Linked DNA regions of Homo sapiens: all the other regions are linked to region 2. Evidence: read pairs that join two places in POLR2A ChIA-PET (ENCODE). Cell type or tissue: HepG2. All regions are shown on one strand. Region 1 holds the start of ST3GAL2 (ST3 beta-galactoside alpha-2,3-sialyltransferase 2). Region 2 overlaps ST3GAL2 (ST3 beta-galactoside alpha-2,3-sialyltransferase 2). Region 3 overlaps MTSS2 (MTSS I-BAR domain containing 2). Region 4 overlaps ST3GAL2 (ST3 beta-galactoside alpha-2,3-sialyltransferase 2). Region 5 overlaps VAC14 (VAC14 component of PIKFYVE complex).

Region 1 (4,000 bases), 58 kb after region 2:
GGCAAATCTGTGCCACCTCTCTGAGCCCTCGTTCCCTCTAAATCCTGAGTCCCACGACTAAACTTGAGATCACCGCCCACATACTCTGTGCCTTCCTCCACAGAGAGATCAGGGCAGCCAGCAGGCATCCCTCCCTGAAAGGGCAACCCCTCCAAAGTTAGCAGCAGAAGCAAGATGAAGCTTAGGGGTGTGGTCTCCCAGACTCCTCTTATGCCACCATCTCTCTAAAAACCAGCGATACCTTCCACCTGAGAAGGGCTTCAGAGCCCACCAGGCAAGGAAGGGGTGGCCAACCAGCTTCCAAACATCCGTCCCAAAGACGAGGCGGGAGTGTGTTACTGGCCAGAGGTCCCAGAGTGCCCTGTACTCCCCCGGAGGCTTTGACTGAAAAGAGGCCCCAGGTCCCTGCCTGCCCCCAGCACCTCTCTAGCCCCTTTCTCCAACACCACCTTTGACTCAATCCTCCGCTCCTTTACGCAGCTGTAAAGCAAGAGGGAAGATGGGAGACGGGAGATGGATGCAGTTGGCAAAAGATAAATCGAAAGGCTAACTTGAGCAAGCAAGCAATTGGTGCTGACTCCTCTACAGGCAGAGGGAACCCGGAGTGGGTTATGCGAAGGAGGGAAGGCCAACAGGAGCGGCAGGAAGCTAAGGGGAGACTCAAGTGAGCTCAGCCCAGAGCTGTAGCAGGGGGTGGGAAGTTTGGTCCAGTCACAGGGGAATGACTGGGGGTAAGAAATGACTTCCATTCCAAGGCAGAGAAGGAACAGGAGAGAGGAGAGACGAGGTTCAGACCAGCCTCCACGGGACTGGCGCTTTGGCCAAGTTTCTGGCTTCAGCCGTGCCTCAGTTTCCCCAAAGTAGGAAGGTCGAGCCGTGAGAACTGGGCCACTGAGGATGGTTAGGGGGCAGTGCCAGGTAGGGGAAAGATCACAGGGGAGAGAGGAAAGAGGAGCTGATGGGGCAGACAGGCTCTGGCCAAGAGTGGGGCCGGGGTCTCCCAGGTGGAGCAGAGGCCGGGAGACCCAGGGTTAGCGGTACGAACTAGGGAGTGGACTGGAAGTCGGGACCAGGGCAGAGAGCTCTTCCGAGGGCTGGGGCTGGGGCTGGGGTTGGGGTTGGGGGCTGCCGGCAAAGGAGCGGAGCGGGAGCCCTGGGAGGCTGGGAGCGGCTGGACGTGCAAAGCAGAAGGCGGGGATCCGGAATGAGGCCAACGCGCGCGGACCCCCGCCCACACGAGGGAGCCCGGCGCCCCGACCCGGGGGAAGTTGCCGGGCTGGAACGGGCCGGTCTGGGCCGCTGGGCCGCGCCAGCTGCCCGCGCAGGGGAGGTCTGGGCAGCCGGGGGCCCGGGGCGCTCTGCATCCCGCCCGCCCTCATCCCACCCGCGCACCTCAGTCAGCGCCCGGCGCCGCGCGGGCCATGCTCGCCGCTCCGGCCGCCGCCGCCGCCCGCGCAGAAAGCCGTCGCCGCCGCCGCCGCCGCCGCCGCCGTCGTCCGGACCCGTTAGCTCGCAGCTCTCTCGTCCGCCCGCCGTGGGCTAGTCCCGCCCTTGCCTGGCCCAACCCTCCCCGAGCGCCGCCGCCGCCGCCGCCTCAGCCCGGCCCCTCCCCCCACCCCTGCCCGGCTTGAAGGGAAGGGTGGGGGACAGGGGCGACTGCCCCCACCCCATTCACATCCTCCCCGTCTCTCCCTCCCTCCGCCCCCCGCACGCGCGCCGGCATGCTGGGATATGGAGTCCAGCGGGCGCTGGGTCGCTAGGGGCGCCCCGCATCCAGGACTACATCTCCCAGAAGACAGCGCGCGCATCCCAGGGATTGTGGGCTTTGTAGTTTCGCTAGGGCTCAGGGGGTCCGCCGTGCAGGAGGGGAGACGGAGGGGGATGGGAAGTCTTCATTCTCAGAAGGCCGGGCTCCAGCGGCTGGAGCAGACGGCCCCGAGCCGGGTTGGATACGTGGGTTCCTAGGGAGGTGCACACTAGCCGAGGACGCCTCTCAGATGCTGCTGTGGCCAGCTGCTGACGAGCCCGGCCGGAGGGCACTGTTCCCACTCGCGCTCTCAAAGAGCCGCGACCTGAGGCCAGCTTGGCTTCACGCCCGGGCTCTGAAAGCCCGAGCTGCGGTGGGGCCGCTGCGCCCTGGCCTGAGGGGAGAGAGACCCCATCAGCGGTGCGAGCGGGGGTTTGGCCTCGCTGGACTTTGTGTTCCCCACCTAGGAAAAGAGGAAAAGGGGGCAGAGTGTCTATTGGTTCCTCATCCACCGGGGCATCTCCCCCTTGCAGGCTCTCTCTTAGATGCCCGTAGCTTCCTGCTGTTGAGGGTAAAGTGAATGCATTTTAAATATTTGCCATGTCTTTTATTAGCCCATCCTTTCCCTAACTTCCGCACCTATTTCAAAACCTTTATGAAACTCCAGGTAGACTGCAGTTTCGCCCTCCAACAGGCTGAAGTGAGGCTGAAGTGGTTCTGAATTTTTGGTGTGTATGGGATCCTCTTGGCCAGCTTGTTTAAACGCAGATTGCTGCCCCCACCCTCAGCTTCTGGTTCTTTTAGCTCTAGGGCAGGCCCCAGAATTGGCATTGCTACCCCGTCTCCAGGTGTTGCTCATGCTGCCGGTTACTACCTTGATAACCTGATAACCTCTGCTGTTGGTGTTTGCTGCTAACACACCGGTATCCTCTTTCAAGGATGGCCCTTGTGTGGGATAATTAATAATGGCCCTGAAGAGCCAAACCCGGAAAGGCAGGGTCCCAGTCTAGTCCCCTTTAGCACAGGAACGCTCTTTGTTTTTGCTCAAGGTCTCACTGTCGCCCAGGCTGGAGTGCAGTGATGTCATCACGACCCCAGCACTTTGGGAGGCTGAGGCAGGTGGATCACATGAGGCCAGGAGTTAAGACCAGCCTGACCAACATGGCAAAACCCTGTCTCTACCAAAAATGCAAAAATTAGCTGGGTGTGGTAGTGCGTGCCTGTAATCCCAGCTACTTGGGAGGCTGAGGCACGAGAATTGCTTGAATCTGGGAGTTGGAGGTTACAGTGAGCTGAGATCATGCCATTGCACTCCAGCCTGGGCAACAGAGTGAGACTCTGTCTTAAACAAAAAAGGGCCAGGCGTGGTGGCTCACACCTGTAATCCCAGCACTTTGGGAGGCTGAGGCAGGTGGATCATGAGGTCAGGAGTTCAAGACCAGCCTGGCCAAGATGGTGAAACTCCGTCTCTACTAAAAATATAAAAATTAGCCGGGCATGGTGGCAGGCGCCTGTAATCCCAGCTACTCAGGAGGCTGAGGCAGGAGAATCACTTGAATCCGGGGGGATGGAGGTTTCAGTGAGCCAACGTCGCGCCACTGCACTCCAGCCTGGCCGGCAGAGCAAGACTCCGTCTCAAAAACAAACAAACAAACAAACAAACAAACAAAACACCGGCAGACTCTCAACACAAGTGATTTTACCCACCCTCCTCCCTCCACATTAAAAGGCTTCTACAGAGGCGGGTCACAGTGGCTCACGCCTGTAATCGCAGCACTTTAGGAGGCCTAGGCATGTAGATTGTCTGAGCTTAGGAGTTTGAGACCAGCCTAGGCAACGTGGAAAAACCCTGTCTCTCTTTATAAAAAAGAAAAGAAGGCTGGGCGCCATGGCTCATGCCTGTAATCCCAGCACTTTGGGAGGCCGAGGCGGGTGGATCACAAGGTCTGGAGTTCAGGGGTGGCCTGAACTCTTCCAGCCTGGCCAAGATGGTGAAACTCCGTCTCTACTGAAAATACAAAAAATTAGCGGGGCGTGGTGGCAGGCGCCTGTAATCCTAGCTACTGGGGAGGCTGAGGCAGAGAATTGCTTGAACCCAGGAGGTGGAGGTTGCAGTGAGCAGAGATTGCACCACTGCACTCCAGCCTGGACAACAGAGCAAGAATCCGTCTCAAAAAAAAAAAGAGACTTAAACAGTAATATAGTTTCTAACAGCTCAAGGTCACATCCTGGGATGACCCAAACCCACCTTAA
Region 2 (4,000 bases):
CAATGAAGGACTAGACAGTTTTTTGTTCCTTTTAATTCAGAAAGGGAAGGAAATAAAAAAGTGTGTTTAAATTACTATTGCAGAAAATCTGGCTGGATGCTGGGACCTACCTCTTCCAGGATGGGGATTCATGATTTAATTTTTTTGAGACAGGGTCTTGCTCTGTCGCCCAGGCTGGAGTGCAGTGGCACAATCTCGGCTCACTGCAACCTTCGCCTCCTCGGTTCAAGGGATTCTCCTGCCTCAGCCTTCCAAGTAGCTGGGATTACAGGTGCGCACCACTGCGCCTGGCTAATTTTTGTATTTTTTTTTTTTTTTGGTAGAGACGAGGTTTCACCATATTGGCCAGGCTGGTCTCGAACTCCTGACCTTAAGTATTAAGTAATCCGCCCGCCTTGGCCTCCCAAAGTGCTGGGATGACAGGTGTGAGCCACCGTACCTGGCGGGATTCATGATTTAAAGCAAAAGAAAAAAAAGAAATAAATTATTCTGCTCAATACTGTTTGGCATAATTGCATTGCTTTTCATCAACACTCAAAACAGCCTCTTCAGGAAGCACTGAGATGGGAGTGGCAAGACTGGCTGAGGCCTAGCTCTCTAAAACGGTGGGGGAGGGGGGAGCGCCCTGAGAGAGGCATTCTACTAACCCCACCCCAATCACCCCTATTTTTACTCTTTCTACTTTCGGAATTGGAAAGAACGACACTCGAGCTAGGTTCCAATATATTAACTTTCAGGGGCCCACTGCCCATCCCAACCCTCCCCTAACAAAGTCCCCTGCCGGTCCCTGTTCCCTCAGCCAGCTGCAGGAACCTACCAACGGCCAGGAAGCTGCCTGGTGGTGTCAACTAAGAAAAGGGGGAGCATCTGCGCCGTCACTGTTGGGGAGGGGGCTCTATTAGTGGTTTGAGAGCTTCACAGAAGCCTTCCCCCTCCTAAACCTCCCCAGCTTCGAAGGGGGAGAATTCCACCAGCAGCCCCGTCAGGGACCTAAGCTGGGTTCAGCCATGCAAGCAGCTTCCAGGTGGAACCCCGGCCGCGAGCTTCCCAGCCCTTCTAGAGCGGGAGATGGAGAGCAGGGTGGAGGCAGGCGGCTTGCGGCGCGCAAGTCTCCTCTTCCCCGGCCGGCTCCCGGCTGCGAGCTCTGCCAGCTCAGAATTTGCAAAGAATCTGCGGTTTGGCCACCCACGGCAGCTTCAGCTTAACCAAAGAATGAGCCCCAGGCAAAGTTACCCCCAGGCAAGAGGCGATGGGTGGAGGAGGAGGTACATGCAGCGGGCAGCCGGGCCCATAGCCAGCCTCCTTCCGCCGTGCAGCCCCCTCCCCAGGGGCCAGAGCCGGCCGAAGACTGGGGGTAGGGACGGAGTCGGGGGACGGGATTTTTTTCCAGAGCAACAGGTAGGCTGGTGAGGAGGCCTCCGGCCCAGGGAGAGGCGCTGAGAAGGCTGCGGGTGAACGGGAGGGTCGAGGGCACACGTGAGTGACAGCACCTTGCACTGAAGGGGACAGGGCTTCCTCGAGCTCTGCCCTGTCCCCTCCACCTGTCCGGAGTTCGGCCCGGGAGCACCCCACCCCGCAGAGGGCGCCACTCCCGGCTTCCTGGAGACGCAGGAAGCCCTGGGGGCGCAGCCATCCCACAGCGCGGCCGAGGTGGGACTGGGGGTCCCGCAGCGACCGCTTTTCTTTGGTGGGTCTGCACGCACCTATCCGGGCAGGCGGGGAAAGGGGCCGGGCGGCCACCTATCTCCTGAGGCCCGCAAAGACCGCCCGCTCTCCTCCAGGTCTGGCCAGCTACTAAGACGATCCTCCGCCCGAGGCTGACGGAAGTGCTTCGCCGAGGCCCGCGCCATGCTCTCCTCCTCAGAAAGCGTGAAAGAAAACCCTAACCCAAAGCATGAGGGAGTGGGGATTGAGCGGCCGCTGGCCCGCCCCCGAAGGCCATTGATTGGAGGAGACTGGACACAGCGCCGGAAGTTTTCCTTGAGTCACATGATTGGCTGGGAGAAACAGAAGCTCCGCCCGACCGCAGCGCAGATTGGTGCCAGGCCCGGCCGGTCCCCCAGTCTCGTGATTGGCGGGGCACAGCAGACGCCCCTGGGCTGCAGCATGATTGGTCGCGGGTTGCTGGTCCTGGGTCCCGGGCCGGAGCCCCGGTGCCCGATAGATGGGCCGGAAGGGTCGCGGCGAGGCCCGGCTCAGTTGCCCCGGTAGACTTCGATCTTGCTGGCCTTGGCCAGCATGTCGATGATGTGGGCCTCGAAGTCCGCGTCGTGCACGCCAGTCTTCCGGAACTCGCCCGCGTACCGGTTGTTCTCCCAGTAGTGGTGCCAGTTGCCCCGGCTGTCGGCCCCGAACCCGTACACGTTCACCTGCGGGGAAGCGCAGCGGAGCGTCACCCCAGGCGGGGACCTGGAGGATGGCGCGGGGCGGGCTCGGGATGACAGGGAGGAGAGGGGACGGGAGGCCCCGGGGAGATGCAGGAGCCCCCAGGCCTGGCCTAAGGACATGGACTCACATGGGGACACCACCTTCCCTTTGCAGCCCTTGCAAATTCCTCCTTTTTTTTTTTTTTTTTTTTAATGGAGTACTTTGATCAGCACCACTCAGTGAAGCACTTGCCGGGCCTCAGCCCTGCTCTTCATTGCAAGGCAGCCCTGGCCACTGGTGGAACGGGTTCTCTGAACGACTGAGTTCCATTTTTACACGAAGTAGGCCTGGGGCTCAGAGCTGGTGGGGGCAGTCGTCCAGCTGAAATTCAACTACATACACTCTCCATTCTATTTATGTTTTTTTTTCTTTTCTTTTTCAAGACAGCGTCTCATTCTGTCGCCCAGGCTGGAGTGCAATGCCGCTATCTCGGCTCACTGCAACCTACGCCTCCTGGGTTCAAGCGATTTTCCTGACTCAGCCTCCCGAGTAGCTAAGATTACAGGCGTGCCCCAACACGCCTGGCTAATTTTTTGTACTTTTAGTAGAGATGGGGCTTCACCATGTTGGCCAGGCTGGTCTTGAACTCCTGACCTCAAGTAATCCGCCCGCCTCAGCTTCCCAAAGTGCTGGGATTACAGGCGTCAGCCACCGCGCACGGCCAATAACTTTTTAATGAAGAGATTTTGGATTTGGTAGAATCATGAAAGCAGAAACGTTTGGGAAAGGCATATCTATACTTTACAGCCTAGAGATGGGGGAAACCAAGGCCACATGGATTCTGCCTACAGAAGCACATTCCTCTGTTAGCCTGCTAAGACCCGAGAAGGCCTGCACTCCTCTGTTCCATGGGTTCCCACCACCCACACCACGGGCCTACCCACCTCATCACACACATGCAGGGCAAAGAAAAGCACCAGCATCCCCGTGGAAGGGTACCGCCCGTGATGCTCTGTCCACCTGTCGTGGATATACTTGAAGAAGGCTGGGTTGTAGATCTGGACCTGGGAGGAGAAGGGATGACAGGTATATGAGGGGTTTAGGGGCAGAGATTCAGGCTAGACTGAGCAGCTTCTACTTGTCTATGCCTGTCAGAGACCTGTGCGTCTGTGTCTCCTGAATCGTGTGGCACCTGCTAGGGTCAGGCATCTCGGCAGATGGGGACCCTGAGGTTCTGCAGGGGAAATGGAACACCTGAGCTACAGGACCAGGCACACAGGCTGGGCCAGCACTGTTTCCACTGAGGTGGGGAAGAAGTGGGGAGCTTACCTTTTCTTTATCCACTCGAAGGAAGGACTTCACTGGGGCGTAGGTGCTGTAAGCAAAAAGAAAGAAAGATAACATTTCAGGCTGGGCACGGTGGCTCACACCTGTAATCCCAGCACTTTGGGAGGCTGAGGCAGGTGGATCACCTGAGGCCAGGAGTTCGAGGCCAGCCGGATCACCTGAGGCCAGGAGTTTGAGGCCAGCCTGACCAACATAGTGAAACCCCATCTCTACTAAAAAAACAAAAATTAGCTGGGTGTGGTGGAGCACAGCTGTTATCCCAGCTACTTGGGAGGCTGAGGTTTCA
Region 3 (4,000 bases), 300 kb after region 2:
AACGGCGCGCTCACCTGACCCTGCGTGCTCTTAGAAGGACACGAGGGCATGAGTGGGAAGAAGCCCTAAGGAGAATCTCTGTGCTGGGGGGTCACATGAACAGCCCACAGCAAAAAGGGAATCCCCGGGGAACACTCCTGTCACTACTTACCCACTCCTGCTTGCATGCCTCTTGTGACGAGGGGCTCACTCTCTCCACAACCAGCCCACTCCACTAAGGAGCAGAACTCAAGGTTCTGGGCTTGGCGTCCCGTCCTTTCCCTGGCCCATCCCCTACTCTTCCTTTCCAGCCTCCAGGCCCACCCTGGGGCAACCCCAACCTCCAGCCACGCGCCTCCCCACCTCGGGTGTTGGTAGCCATGTCAGCCACTTTCTGGAAGGCATCCAGGAAGGCCACAGCAGCCAGCACGGTGGTCCTGGGGAGAGGGACAACGGCATGGATGGTCGGTGGTTGGGCGGGGGGGGGGCCTCTGCCTGCCCCTCCCCTGCTGGGGTGCCCTGGGCCACCTCACCTCAGCTGGGAATGCAGCTTCGTGGCCTTGGAGTTGAAGTCCTCCCAGATAGGGTAGGAGCTCTGCCGGGCAAATGGGAGAGAAAGTGAGCTTCTTGTGGGGTGGTTGCAGGGCTTGACCTGGGCCGGGCTCCCTGCATGCTCCATCCAGACTTGGGGCAGTTTCTAAGACAGCAGCCCTGCCCCATGGAGAGGGAGGCTCTGGGTCCTCTCGGAGGGCAGAGGACCAAGGACAGAGCCATCAGCATGAGGAAAGCCTGTCCCTGGGAACGGGCGCCTTTGCCAAGCCCTCCCTCCCTGACATCAGGACATCCACCCTACAGGCTACAGGGGGCTCACATCCTCCCTCAGGGGAAATGGAGCAGGAAGTGGCAGGTCCTGTCCCCTCGGGGTTTCCCAGGGGCCTGGCAGGGGATCTGGGCTGAGCCCAATGAGAGGCATCGTGTCTCCCGGACATGTGCCTAGGACACTGGCACTGACCTGCCCACCAGGGGCAGAGGCACAGTGTGGAGGGTAGGGGGTGGCAGGGCTGAAGGCACACCAGGTGTAGACTGGGGCCTCCGGGGCCCCTGCCCTGTGTCCTGGAAGCTGCCATCCCAGGCCAGCAGCAGTGGCTCCCAGGGCCGAGGAGGCTGTGGCTGCTGCAGGGCCCAGCTAGCCTGCCTGGGACAACCAGGCCCTGGGCTGAATGGGGCCTTGTGCGGCCAACAGAGCCACCTTTCTCCACCCCCTGCTCCCCTCCCCTCCTGGGGAAACAGTGTGGCCTTTATCCCAGCCTGGCCCAAGGCTCCAAGTTGGGAGGGGGTTTCCCAATAGGGAGGTCGGGCTCCTGGCCACCGAGTTGTCCAATCTGATTTTGGGGCTTTTCTGGTTAACGCATGCCCCGGGGTCCTGGAGAAACCTCAGCCCTGGCCCAAGGGCCCTGTGGAGGTTTTGCCCCTTGACGGGCAGCCCTGGGCCAGCCAAGCCCCAGCCCACAGGGGCTTCTGACCCTCCCTTCCATGTAGGATGGGGCGATGGAGGCTGGGGCTCTTCCTGAGGAAAGGGGAATGCGGAGACCCTGGCCCTCAGGGCCTCAGAGGGAGGCTCTGCCTGGCTGCAACCCAGGAGCAGGCTAGGGCTTGCCCTGCCAGACTAGGAGAGCTTGCAGGGGTGGGAAGGAGACAGGGCGGCTTAGGGGGCCTCAGAATCTCCCTCCCCTCCCAGCCCAACCAAACCAGTGTCCAGAGAAAGCAAATATTTGCAAAGTCCACAGAGGCTGAAGCAAGAGTGGGTAAGCTGTGGGTGGGCTGTTCCCAAATGGGCACAGCTCAGGGTGAAGGGGCCTGGGAAGCTGTTCCTAGCCGTCCCAAGGAGTGGACTCATGCCACCTATGCCTGGAGTACCCCTTGGGGGTCTTCTAAAAGGGGGCGCTCTCCCACCGCCTGGACCCCCACCCCCACTCAGCCTTGAAACCTTGCTAAGATCTCCCTTTAGGGAGCAGAGAAGTTGCTAGGGGTGGAGGGGGGTCCAGAGCCAGCTGCCCTGGCACCCAGGAACCTTCTTAGCCCCTGAGCAGCCCTGGGGCAGTCTCAGAGATTAAAGGCTCTCCCCATGGGGAGGGGACAAGATGGGGCGCAGGGGAGGCCAGGCCATTTCCCCTCAGCAGATGGACCTAGATGCCTCAGTCTCTAAGGACCTGGACCCGCCCCCCTCCCCACGGTAACCACATAAAGGACCCCAGAGACAAAGAGCTTATGTCTTATTTGTTTATATCCGCCTCTTCATGGATAGGTCAATTTCACTGATTAAAAATAAGAGATAGGGCTCCAGCAGCCAGTGCCCCAGGAACAGCATCCTCAGCCTTCACCTGGGACAGGCCCAGGTAAACCTTCCCCACAGCCCCATTTCACCAACAAGGAAACAGAAGCCCGTAGAGGTTAGCTCATTTGCCCACGGCCACAGGGTGGCGGGGTCAGGACCTGATCCCATGTCTGCCTGGTCACTGCACGCCAGGTAGAGGGACTCCCTTACAAAGCAGGGAGACAAGCACTGAACGTCAAGGCTGGGGAGGCGGCAGGGACTGCTGGGATGTGAGAGACACCCAGTTCTGCCCCAAGCACAGTGGCTGCTCTGGAGTGGGGAGGTGAGGGGCTTCTCATTAGAGGCGCCCAAGTGGACAGGGATGAGGGGACTCTGTCTCTGTCCCGGCAGTGGCTGTGGTTCAGATGTGGAGTGTGGGTGAGCAATCCAGCCTCCAATCCCAGGGAGTGGGCTTTCCAGGTGCCCCTGGGCAAGGGCCCCCTGTCTGAGCCTCAGTTTCTTCACCTGTAAAATCAGGAGAGGAGGAGCACCTGCCCCACTGGGTCAGTGTGGAAATTGAAGCAGGTGCTGCTCAGCCAGCACTCCTCGCAGCGCCCAGCACGCAGTAAGTGCTCAGTTAACACCAGCTAACAGTACGCAAGCCCTGCCCTCTGCAGGGGCCCCTAGCAGAGGCCTGGCCAGGCCTATGTGTCCAGGTGACATTCCCCACTCTTGAGGGGTGGGTGAAGAGTATGACCCCATTTTCTGGCTGGGCCAGCACTGGGTGGAGGCCCCATTCACCTTGCTGAAGGTGCCGTGCCCAGAACTATGACCTTTGGCAAGTCTCTGCCCCTCTCTGGGTTTCAATGGGCAGCCTGACACCAGTGGGCATCTGACCTTGGCCCCCGCTCAGCCCAAGGTCAGGGCCTCCCAGAGGCCCAGGGGAGGGCTTCTGTGGGGCCTGTGGACTCACTGTGGGGTGGCCTCACGGGGCAAGCTCAGTCTCCTCAACCTGGCTGCTGATGGCCGCCCTTCCTCTACGGAGGCCCTGCTGCTCAGGCCACCGAGGGGAAAATCCAGAAGCTGCCCCCGCAAATCCAGGTGGTCAGCTTCCAGGTGGCCTCATCCCCTTCTCTGCCCCTGGTCATGGCCCCTGAACACATGCCTGTGTCATAGGTAGGGGCGAATCTGTCCTTGGCATCATCCCAGGTGAAGCCTCTCCTGTTTTGCCTCCACATGTCAGCAAATCATGCCCGATGTCTGGCTTGAACCTCTTGCTATGATCTGGGCCCACTTCCTTCTGTCTCATCCCAAAGTTCCTTGCAAATTGGCTGGAGAGGGAGAGAGACTGTCCTAGTCCACTTCCACGAGCAAAATCTGCTGCTCTCTGCAGTGGTTGCTATGAGGCTGCCAGTGGTGGTGGGTGGTGGGGTGCGGGAAGGCCCATCCGGAGCCAGCTCTGGGATCGGCCAGGGGAGGGTGGTCTGTGTTGCCCAGTCCCTTAACAGGATCCTGGGGCCAGGGCTGTGATGTCCACAGGACAGGTGGGGACTGCTGGGGGCCAGCGGAGGGGCCCAGATGTACAGTTGCAAGAGATGGGGGTCCCAGGGGGAGTGCACCATGAGGGGCAGGGGGTGGGGGGCATCTACAAGCCGCTAACTGGGTAGTCCCAGGCCAGGCTGGCTTCAGGCCTCTTCCGGGGGCAGA
Region 4 (4,000 bases), 50 kb after region 2:
TCGCGCCACTGCACTCCAGCCTGGGCAACAGAGCAAGACTCTGTCTCAAAAAAAAAAAAAAAAAAAAGAGTGAATCCCTGAGCAGGGCTTTAAATTCTTTTTTTTTTTTTTTTTTTTGAGACAGAGTTTCGCTCTTATTGCCCAGGCTGGAGTGAAATGGGGTGATCACGGCTCACTGTAACCTCCACCTCCCAGGTTCAAGTGATTCTCCTGCCTCAGCCTCCCCAGTAGCTGGGATTACAGGCGCCCTCCACCACACCCGGCTAATTTTTTGTATTGTTAGTAGAGATAGGGTTTTGCCATATTGGCCAGGCTGGTCTTGAACTCCTGACCTCAGGTGATCTGCCCGCCTTGGCCTCCCAGGCTTAGAGAGGGGTAATGACTTGCCCCGGGTCACACAGCACCAAAACCCTGTGGGTAGCTAAGGCAGCAAGAATCCTATATGCATTCAACCAGACCAAGCCCTAGACTGTGAAAATCAGCTGCACCCTCATGCCCCCTGAGAATAACAAGCTGCTTTCCCTTGAGGACAGCCAAACAGACCTGCCCTGATGCTCCTGGGCCCTCGGCCAGCCCAGGCCTCCACCTGGGCCTCTGGGCTGCCAACAGAGGGCCAGCAGGCCTCACTTTGTCTGCACAGCATTAGTGGCAGGGTATGCCCAGGGATCCAGGCTGGGCAGGAACTGCCAGGACTGGCAGCATGGGTGGAAGACAATGCCCTCTAAAATACCTCAGCCAGGTCTGAAGGGGCTGAGGTATGCAGACAGCTGGGCACTGCCACTTGAGATGAAAACTCACACTCATTCTAGAAGCCTACCCACTGTTGCTTTAAGGACAAGAGTAAATTGCTTTTCAGGCACTGAGGAAAATCCTTCATCAAACAGCCACCACTGTGATCTTGGGCTGCACCTCCTTGACACAAACTATTGACCTGCTTCCCATGCCACAGCCTCTTCCCGTCTAAGGAAGTACCAGTGTTGGCCCCCTTCACGAGGGGAGCCTGAATGGGATCCCCATTCCTCTCCTCACCATCTCCTCCTACCCATGGACCTGGGGTCTCCCCTGAGCCATGCTGGAGGCCCCAGAAACCAGCCAAACACTAAACAGGCCTGGATCCAGGGAAATACTAAGCCCTTTGGGACAGGAAGGAGCAGAGAGAGGGCCAGGCCCCAGAAACTCCCTTGTGGTCTGGCAACCCGAACCCAGGACTCACACTGCTCCCTAGAGCACCCAAGAGAGGTGGGAACCGAGGAGGCCGGGGTTCTCTCCTCTCCCTTTACTTTCCCACACAGCCTCATTCCCTTTGGTTGCTGCCATCTTTTCTTGTGTAGCCTAGGGACTCCACACAGGCCCACAGAAACTTTCACTTCCCCCTGAAACTCAGGTTCCAATTCACTGCCTGCATCAAATCGCTGGTGCTTTGTGTTTAACTGAACTTGGGTAGGAACAAAGGTTGGGGAAACCTGACTTACAGGGCAGGGGAGATTCCATATTCTACTAATGTCCCTTGCAAACAAAAAGGAAGCCTGCAAAGAAGACAGGAAGGAGGGGGCGTGGGGGAGGCAGGCAGCAGGGGGTGGAGAGGTGGGGGTGGCAGGGCGGGGCAATCTCCTGACGTGTGCCTCTCCTCATCTTCCCCTCTTCACTGTCAGCCCTAGTCCCTCTAAGTTCCCTTTAGCCACACAAATATCTTGTTGATTTTTCCACACCAAAGTAGTTCCCTGTAGACCAATTAGCTATTAACATTTGTTGCCAATTTTCTCCCTCCAAAGGCTGCTGACCTGCTGAGGCTGGGGGGCTGCTGCCTGCCCGCAGGGCTAGGACTGCTCAGTCAAGAGAGAAAAGACAGAGCAGGTCCTTGGGTCATGCCGCAACACCTCAGGGTCCCCTCTCTGCCCCTGGGCCCCGCAATGCCACCTCCCAGGAGGACGGGCCCCTTCACCTAGAAACCAATAGCATCAGAAAGAAGAAGCTGGGTTGTTTTCAACATCTGATACCAGAACTATGTGTGTTGTGTTAATTATCACCAACATGCAAATAAAATTTAGCCAGGTGGGAGGATCACTTGAAGCCAGGAGTTCAAGACCAGCCTGGGAAACACAGCAAAACTCCCATCTCTTTAAAAAAAAAAAAAAAAATTGGCCAGGTGCAGTGGCTCACCTCTGTAATCCCAGCACTTTGGGAGGCCGAGGCGGGCAGATCACGAGGTCATGAGATCGAGACCATCCTGGCTAATACAGTGAAACCCCGTCTCTACTAAAAATACAAGAAAATTAGCCAGGCGTGGTGGCGGGTGCCTGTAGTCCCAGCTACTCGGGAGGCTGAGGCAGGAGAATGGCATGAACCCAGGAGGCAGAGCTTGCAGTGAGCCGAGATGGCGCCACTGCACTCCAGCCTGGGCAACAGAGCGAGACTCCGTCTTAAAAAAAATATATATATATATATTTTTTTTTAACTTAGCTGGGCACAAAGTAGTGTACACCTGTAGTTGCTGCAGCTACTCAGGAAGCTGAGGTGGAAGGACCACTTGAGCCCAAGAGTTCAAGGCTGCAGTGAACTATGACAGCACCACTGTATTCCAGCCTGGGTGACACAGCGAGGCCCCATTTAGCATGATTGGTAAAATTTTTAAAAATTACATTTTTTCCTCTAGATTTACCTTGGCCCTTGTTCACCTTATTGTACATGGTAGTATCCACTGCATTAATAGTTGGTAAAACAGCAAACATATTTGAATTGAGGGAAAGTCCTCTTCACTCCAGGAAGATGACCTGCTCTAAGAATCTGCAGGGATAAGGCACCCTTCAGCATAGCTCCTCCTGCCTCCACCCAAGACAACTCTGTTCCCTCCCTCCCACCCATTTCTGCAGCAGGAAACCACCAGGGCTCAGCTAGAAAGCTAGGATTGCCCAAAGCCCAGCCTGTGCCCTGGAACCCTACAAGGTCCACAACGGCAACATGGAAGCCTGACAATATGTTGTAACTACAACAATGATTTATAAATAGCAACAAGAAGTACGCTAAAATGGCTGGTTAGGGACATAGGCAGGGGTCCCTGATGAGCATGGCATAACTGGAGGAAAAAGCCTGATTTCCCCCAGATAGCAGGCAAAGTTCAGACCCCCCTTCTTGCGACATGTCACTTGGAGATGTCTACCCTAATAGCTGAATGAGGACTTATCATTAACAAGCACTCTGAGCAGAGAGGAAGGAAAACTCGGTCTCAGAAAGCAGGGCCAGGCCCTTTAGTTGGTAAGGACTCAGGTGTGTGGGACGGAAGCTGGGACACAGGAACTGAAAGCACAGAAGGGGAAGGAGGAGAAGCCCATCCCGGGCTGCATGTGGAAACAGAAGAGATGCAAAAGCACCCAGCTGGCAGAGAGCCCCAGCTGTGTCCACCACATAGAGAGCCTCTGGGGCTCGGCGGCCCCACCGCCTCAGGGCAAGGCTCCCAACCTCAGGAAGCTCACCAGGATTCCGGGTGTGCGGTCAGCATAAGCACACAGCTCCTCCAAAGCGAGGCCACATCACCTTCTCCTAAACTCTTCCTCCTCCTGACTGCCCCATTTCAGTAAAGGAACCAGCTCTCATCACCAGGCACTGAAACTCCAAGCCCCAGCCCATCAGTGTCTGCTCTGAAGACAGCTACTTTTGCAAGCTCTCTAGACTCCGTCCCCTCTTTTCCACTTCTACTGCCAAGTGCCGGCCTGCATACCTCAATTGGACTCTATCTAGTTCTCCATCTCCTCCCTCCCTCCTCTCCCTGTCCCCTTATGACCCAGCCATACCCTGCTGCCAGTTTGCCCTCGGTCTGCTCAGAAACTAGTCAGACTAAAGCCCCCTGCTTCACCACCTGTCAGTTCAAGTCCTTATCCAGCACCTGTCTGGACAGATTTTTTGCAGTGTGTATTTTCTCTCCTTCTGGAGAGTTTTGCTTTTGGATGCAGGGTTGCGAGGGAACTGCCCAACATGCCACCAGCCCTTCCCTGGCCAAGGAAGG
Region 5 (4,000 bases), 340 kb after region 2:
CCTGATGAGGGGTCTGACCACGTGTGCCATGTGGTGGCCACCGAGGAGGGGAGCTTTCCCACCAATCTGCTGCCAGGTCCTCCCCTCCATCACAGGGGCTCCTGGAAGTGGGGGTGACCGCTGATTCAGTGGGAGCATGGCTGCTTGGGCTGTGGGGACAGGGGTCACCCTGAAGGACACATGGCCACCTCTTGCCAAGTTCACCTGTGACCTCTAGTCTCCTCCCACCAGCCCTGCTCAAAGCCCAGTGGACCCCGCAAACACCAAGATGCCACCCCTTTGAGGCTCTTGGGCCCCCTAGGCACACTGTGCAGGGCTCCCTCTGGCCAGCATTTCCTCTACTCCCCTCATACCCCAGGTCAGACCTAATTCATCCCAGCCTGGTCTAGCAAGGCCTGCCACATGTGGTATCCATTTTGCAGGAGAAAAGCCATCCCTTGTTACAGGGAGTGCCAGTGTGTATGACACTGTGGGGACTGCTTGGAGGAGGCAGAGCAAGGCCAGGACCACCCCCCACTCCATCTCCAGCCACTTCTGGGTCAACAGGGAACAACCTCCGATGGTTCTGTGAGGTGCAAGGACGCTGGTCATTTTGCCATGGACTAGGGAACAATGGAATGCAGGCTGGGCCAGGCTCTCTGGGCTCCCTGAACTTTGCACCTCACAAGGTCATCTTTTCACCTGGGAAGGCAGCACTCTTTTTCTCCCAACAGTCTTTTCTGTGTGTCAGACTGGGCCTCTTGGGCCTCCTGGGTCCCCCTGCCATTCCCATTGCGAAGGGGTCTCTAATTAGGAGATGAGAAGCCGGGAGCCGGTTGTGTAAAGCGGCTCCTGCTGCACACACTCCTCTGCGTCCCTTGCATGGCGACAAAAACACTTCAGCCCTGGCCCCTGGGCGGGGAACGGCTGTGGAAAGCTCCAGAAGATTCACACAAGGAGCTGGACAGACAACTCAAGCCAGCAAGAAGAGAAGCTTCTGCTGAGAGGGAAGCAGGAAGCTCTGTGGAAGAATTCCTCCTGCCTGTTCAATGTCCTGTCTCCCTCCCCTCAGCTGGGGGCCCAATCGATACGGCTACGGACTTATGAAAGATCAAAACCCATCTGCATTCTGGGTAGGTGGATCGGGGCCTCTTCTAGCAAACAGACTTAGGTTGGTGCACATTTGCCACAGCAATTTATTTTTATCCTGAACAAATGAACGCAATCCATTAAAAGGGTGAGAGGAAGAGTGGGGCCGCCTAGAAGCTCTAGCTTGTGAGCTGGGGCCAGAGGCAAACAGGGATCTGGTCTGGCCACTTCACTCTAATTCGCCATCCATTAGCACCAGCACAATGGGCTTCTGGGGGCCCGGCCAATGCCTCCAGGCAGGTGAGGGGGCACCGCACAAAGACTCACAGAGTGAGGAGGGGGTCCCGATGCCAAATGGACTCGAGATTCGGCAGCTGCAGGGGATGACAGAGCCTGATGTGGGAGCTGGGCTTGGGAGGGGCGCCAGTGGTGCAGACGGCCGGTGGCCTTGGACACCTTGGTGATTTGGCCCCAGCCAAGGGCCCTGTCCACAGGGCAGAATGCACGAGGCCAGCAAAGTGGAATTTCCCAATTACGGCATGAAAGAGAGTTTCTTCTCAGGCCCTTCCCCCAGGCCCCACAATTAAAAACAAGTCCAGTTTCTAGCGGCTGCCCGGCCCCCCACCCCCTCAGTGACCAATCAGCTCCCCACTCCACCTATTCCCCCTCTTCCCAACACAAGGGCTCTTATGCAAACCCAGGACACTGGGGAGGGGCAGTAGCAGAGGCACATATTAGGGACTGAGCATTTGCTCAGCTGGACAGGCTGCCACGCCTGTCTGTAGCAGAGGTGAGAGGAGGCCCAGAATGAACCGGAAGCCTTGCTGCTGGGCTTCTCTGGGTCAGGATCTCGTGAAAGAAGTCCCATGACTGCTTCCTCCTTTCCCTTGTGGGCCCCATCCTCTCCAAATGCCCGCCTCATCTTAGGAGTGCCCTGTTCTCCTGGGAGGTGGCTCGGACCTCATCTACCATTAACTGGGCCGGTTCGGATCAGGCCCTGGCATTCACCGCATACAGTGGCTCATTACAGATGCAAGCATTCTCCACCAGTCCTCTCTGCAAGGCGGCAGGGAGGAAGAGGAGGGGAAAAATGCACAGTCGCTGAAGCCAAAGCGCGGCTGGCCGGAGGGCCGTGTTGGCAGGCAGAGCGACTGTCTTCAGACTTGCTCGCTTCCCAGCACAGAAGCAGGCCTTGTAAAGATCACAGCTGTCGGGTCACGCTGGAGTTCATATCACAGTTTATCAAAGAGGCTGGGTTTTCTCCCTCCTCTCCTTTCTACTGAGGATAAGTGGATGGTTCACGGGGAGACAAGGCCTGGGCTTGTTCTGCCTGCATTAGCATGGAGGGTGGGAAGAGGCCGGGGGAAGGCAACGCACACCAACACCTACTCCGGGCAGAGTTGTTTTAGCGGAGCCGGGCCGGGCCGCTGGTGGGTGCCCTGGGCACTGGGGCAACAGGGCCGGTGCACTGGAGCCAGCTCTCGGCACGGAAGGTGCCATGATTTCATCCCCTCAGGGGTGTGGTTCCCCCTCCACAGACCACCCTGGGAAGCACAAGCCCTGTGGGGAGGCTGAACAACAGCCCCGCTTTATCAGACACAGCCAGCACTGGGGCTGAGACATGCGCCATTTATATAACCCCACCACACTATGACACGGCAGGCACTATCATCGCTGCGTCACAGACAAAGCAGAAAGGCCTTGGAAACAGGTCACACAGTTAAAAATGGGAGGAATTGGGGTTTGAGCCCCAAATGAGTGCCTCGGGAGGCTCATCTGCCTTAGTCCTGCAAAGTCCCGTGGAGGGAGTGGGGGTACAGCACCCCACCGCACATGTCGCCATCTTCGCTCTATCTGTGAGCTTGGCCTCAACTCCCTGCTGCTAAGGAAAGGGCCTGGAGCCAGAGTAGCTGGCTAAAAAATGAAGGTTTTAAAGCCACTGGCTTCACCTTGACATGCATCTCAACCGTTATGTCCACCAGAAAAGGAGGCTGTGTGGACACCGACAGGAAGTCCAACCCACTCAAGCCTGGCTGGAGCTTGGGTACCCCGTTCTCACCCCCACTGACTCCGACATGGAGGTGCGGCCTGGGAAAGCTGCCTGGGGAAGAGGAAACGCTCCCAGGGTCTTTAGGGAAATCATGCATCTTCCTCAATGCCAAGAACCCCCACCAGATGTGTGTCTTCAAGAACTCCCGATGCCTCTGTCTTTCTATAGCAGCCGCTCCAGGTCCCAGAGCTAAACACACTCCTGCCAAAAGAACAGCTTTTCACTTGCTGGCCAGAAGAATCTCTTTCCTTTCTTTCTCAGTGTGCAATCTTGGAGGCTGAGAAGAACAATTTAGAGTTTGCCTAACAGCTAAAGAGGGGGTTAAGAAATCATTGTGCTCCTCATCAGGCCTGTGGCTTCATGCCAGCATCTGCGGAACCATCGCGATGCCTCTCTTTATTTATTTATTTATTTTTATTTATTTTTTTGAGACGAAGTCTTGCTCTGTCGCGCAGGCTGGAGTGCAGTGGTGTGATCTTGGCTCACTGCAACCTCCGCCTCCTGGGTTCAAGCGATCCTCCTGCCTCAGTCTACCGAGTAGCTGGGATTATAGGCATGTGCCACCATGCCTGGCTAATTTTTATATTTTTAGTAGAAACGGGGTTTCGCTATGTTGGCCAGGCTGGTCTTGAACTCCTGACCTCGTGATCCGCACACCTCGGCCTCCCAAAGTGCTGGGATTACAGGCATGAGCCACTGCACCCAGCCAACGATGCCCCTCTTTAAAGTCATCGCAGGAGAAAAGGAAGTGCAATGGAGAAGCAGGAGGGCAGGTGGATACCCCCCTCCACCTCAACAAAGCTCTTTGGAACGGCCTCAGCCCCCCACAGGAGCATGGGGAGGATGGAGGAAGCCACATGTTTGCAGGGCCTTTTCCATGTC

Evidence for each region. Peaks named below come from ENCODE experiments on the same cell type or tissue, not always from the same donor. Only the 100,000 strongest peaks of a DNase experiment are listed, where the experiment ranks them.
Region 1: POLR2A ChIA-PET joins it to region 2 with 61 read pairs; 29 of 35 experiments call an interaction of 5 or more read pairs at or near these places.
Region 3: POLR2A ChIA-PET joins it to region 2 with 13 read pairs; 3 of 35 experiments call an interaction of 5 or more read pairs at or near these places.
Region 4: POLR2A ChIA-PET joins it to region 2 with 29 read pairs; 29 of 35 experiments call an interaction of 5 or more read pairs at or near these places.
Region 5: POLR2A ChIA-PET joins it to region 2 with 10 read pairs; 5 of 35 experiments call an interaction of 5 or more read pairs at or near these places.

What each region holds. Positions count from the first base shown.
Region 1 is chr16:70,437,557-70,441,556 of GRCh38, forward strand. ST3GAL2 (ST3 beta-galactoside alpha-2,3-sialyltransferase 2) reads right to left here and starts at 1,544. Exons shown (of 7, transcript NM_006927.4): 1 at 1,393-1,544. RefSeq lists silencers at 1,216-1,415, 1,516-1,695. In HepG2, a CTCF peak has its summit at 1,308; DNase peaks (open chromatin) are centred at 1,735 and 2,755; H3K4me3 peaks cover 2,962 bases.
Region 2 is chr16:70,379,494-70,383,493 of GRCh38, forward strand. ST3GAL2 (ST3 beta-galactoside alpha-2,3-sialyltransferase 2) reads right to left here. Exons shown (of 7, transcript NM_006927.4): 5 at 3,697-3,742; 6 at 3,312-3,431; 7 at 1-2,369. The coding sequence ends at 2,196. Among named protein-coding and RNA genes, the nearest start is that of DDX19A, 35 kb to the left of the region's middle. RefSeq lists enhancers at 1,769-1,938, 1,969-2,028. In HepG2, a CTCF peak has its summit at 1,578 (motif pointing right); DNase peaks (open chromatin) are centred at 1,078 and 2,038; H3K4me3 peaks cover 2,188 bases.
Region 3 is chr16:70,680,452-70,684,451 of GRCh38, forward strand. MTSS2 (MTSS I-BAR domain containing 2) reads right to left here. Exons shown (of 15, transcript NM_138383.3): 2 at 513-574; 3 at 343-416. Among named protein-coding and RNA genes, the nearest start is that of MTSS2, 3.6 kb to the right of the region's middle. In HepG2, a CTCF peak has its summit at 2,460 (motif pointing right); DNase peaks (open chromatin) are centred at 1,250, 1,730, 2,243 and 2,480; H3K4me3 peaks cover 3,251 bases.
Region 4 is chr16:70,429,542-70,433,541 of GRCh38, forward strand. The region is part of intron 1 of ST3GAL2 (ST3 beta-galactoside alpha-2,3-sialyltransferase 2); the gene reads right to left. Among named protein-coding and RNA genes, the nearest start is that of ST3GAL2, 7.6 kb to the right of the region's middle. RefSeq lists enhancers at 1,093-1,784, 1,146-1,255, 3,989-4,000. In HepG2, no CTCF peak of the experiment used is centred here; a DNase peak (open chromatin) is centred at 1,564.
Region 5 is chr16:70,723,812-70,727,811 of GRCh38, forward strand. All of the region lies in intron 14 of VAC14 (VAC14 component of PIKFYVE complex), which reads right to left. Among named protein-coding and RNA genes, the nearest start is that of VAC14-AS1, 29 kb to the right of the region's middle. RefSeq lists an enhancer at 2,555-2,849. In HepG2, no CTCF peak of the experiment used is centred here; DNase peaks (open chromatin) are centred at 650, 1,070 and 1,720; H3K4me3 peaks cover 1,785 bases.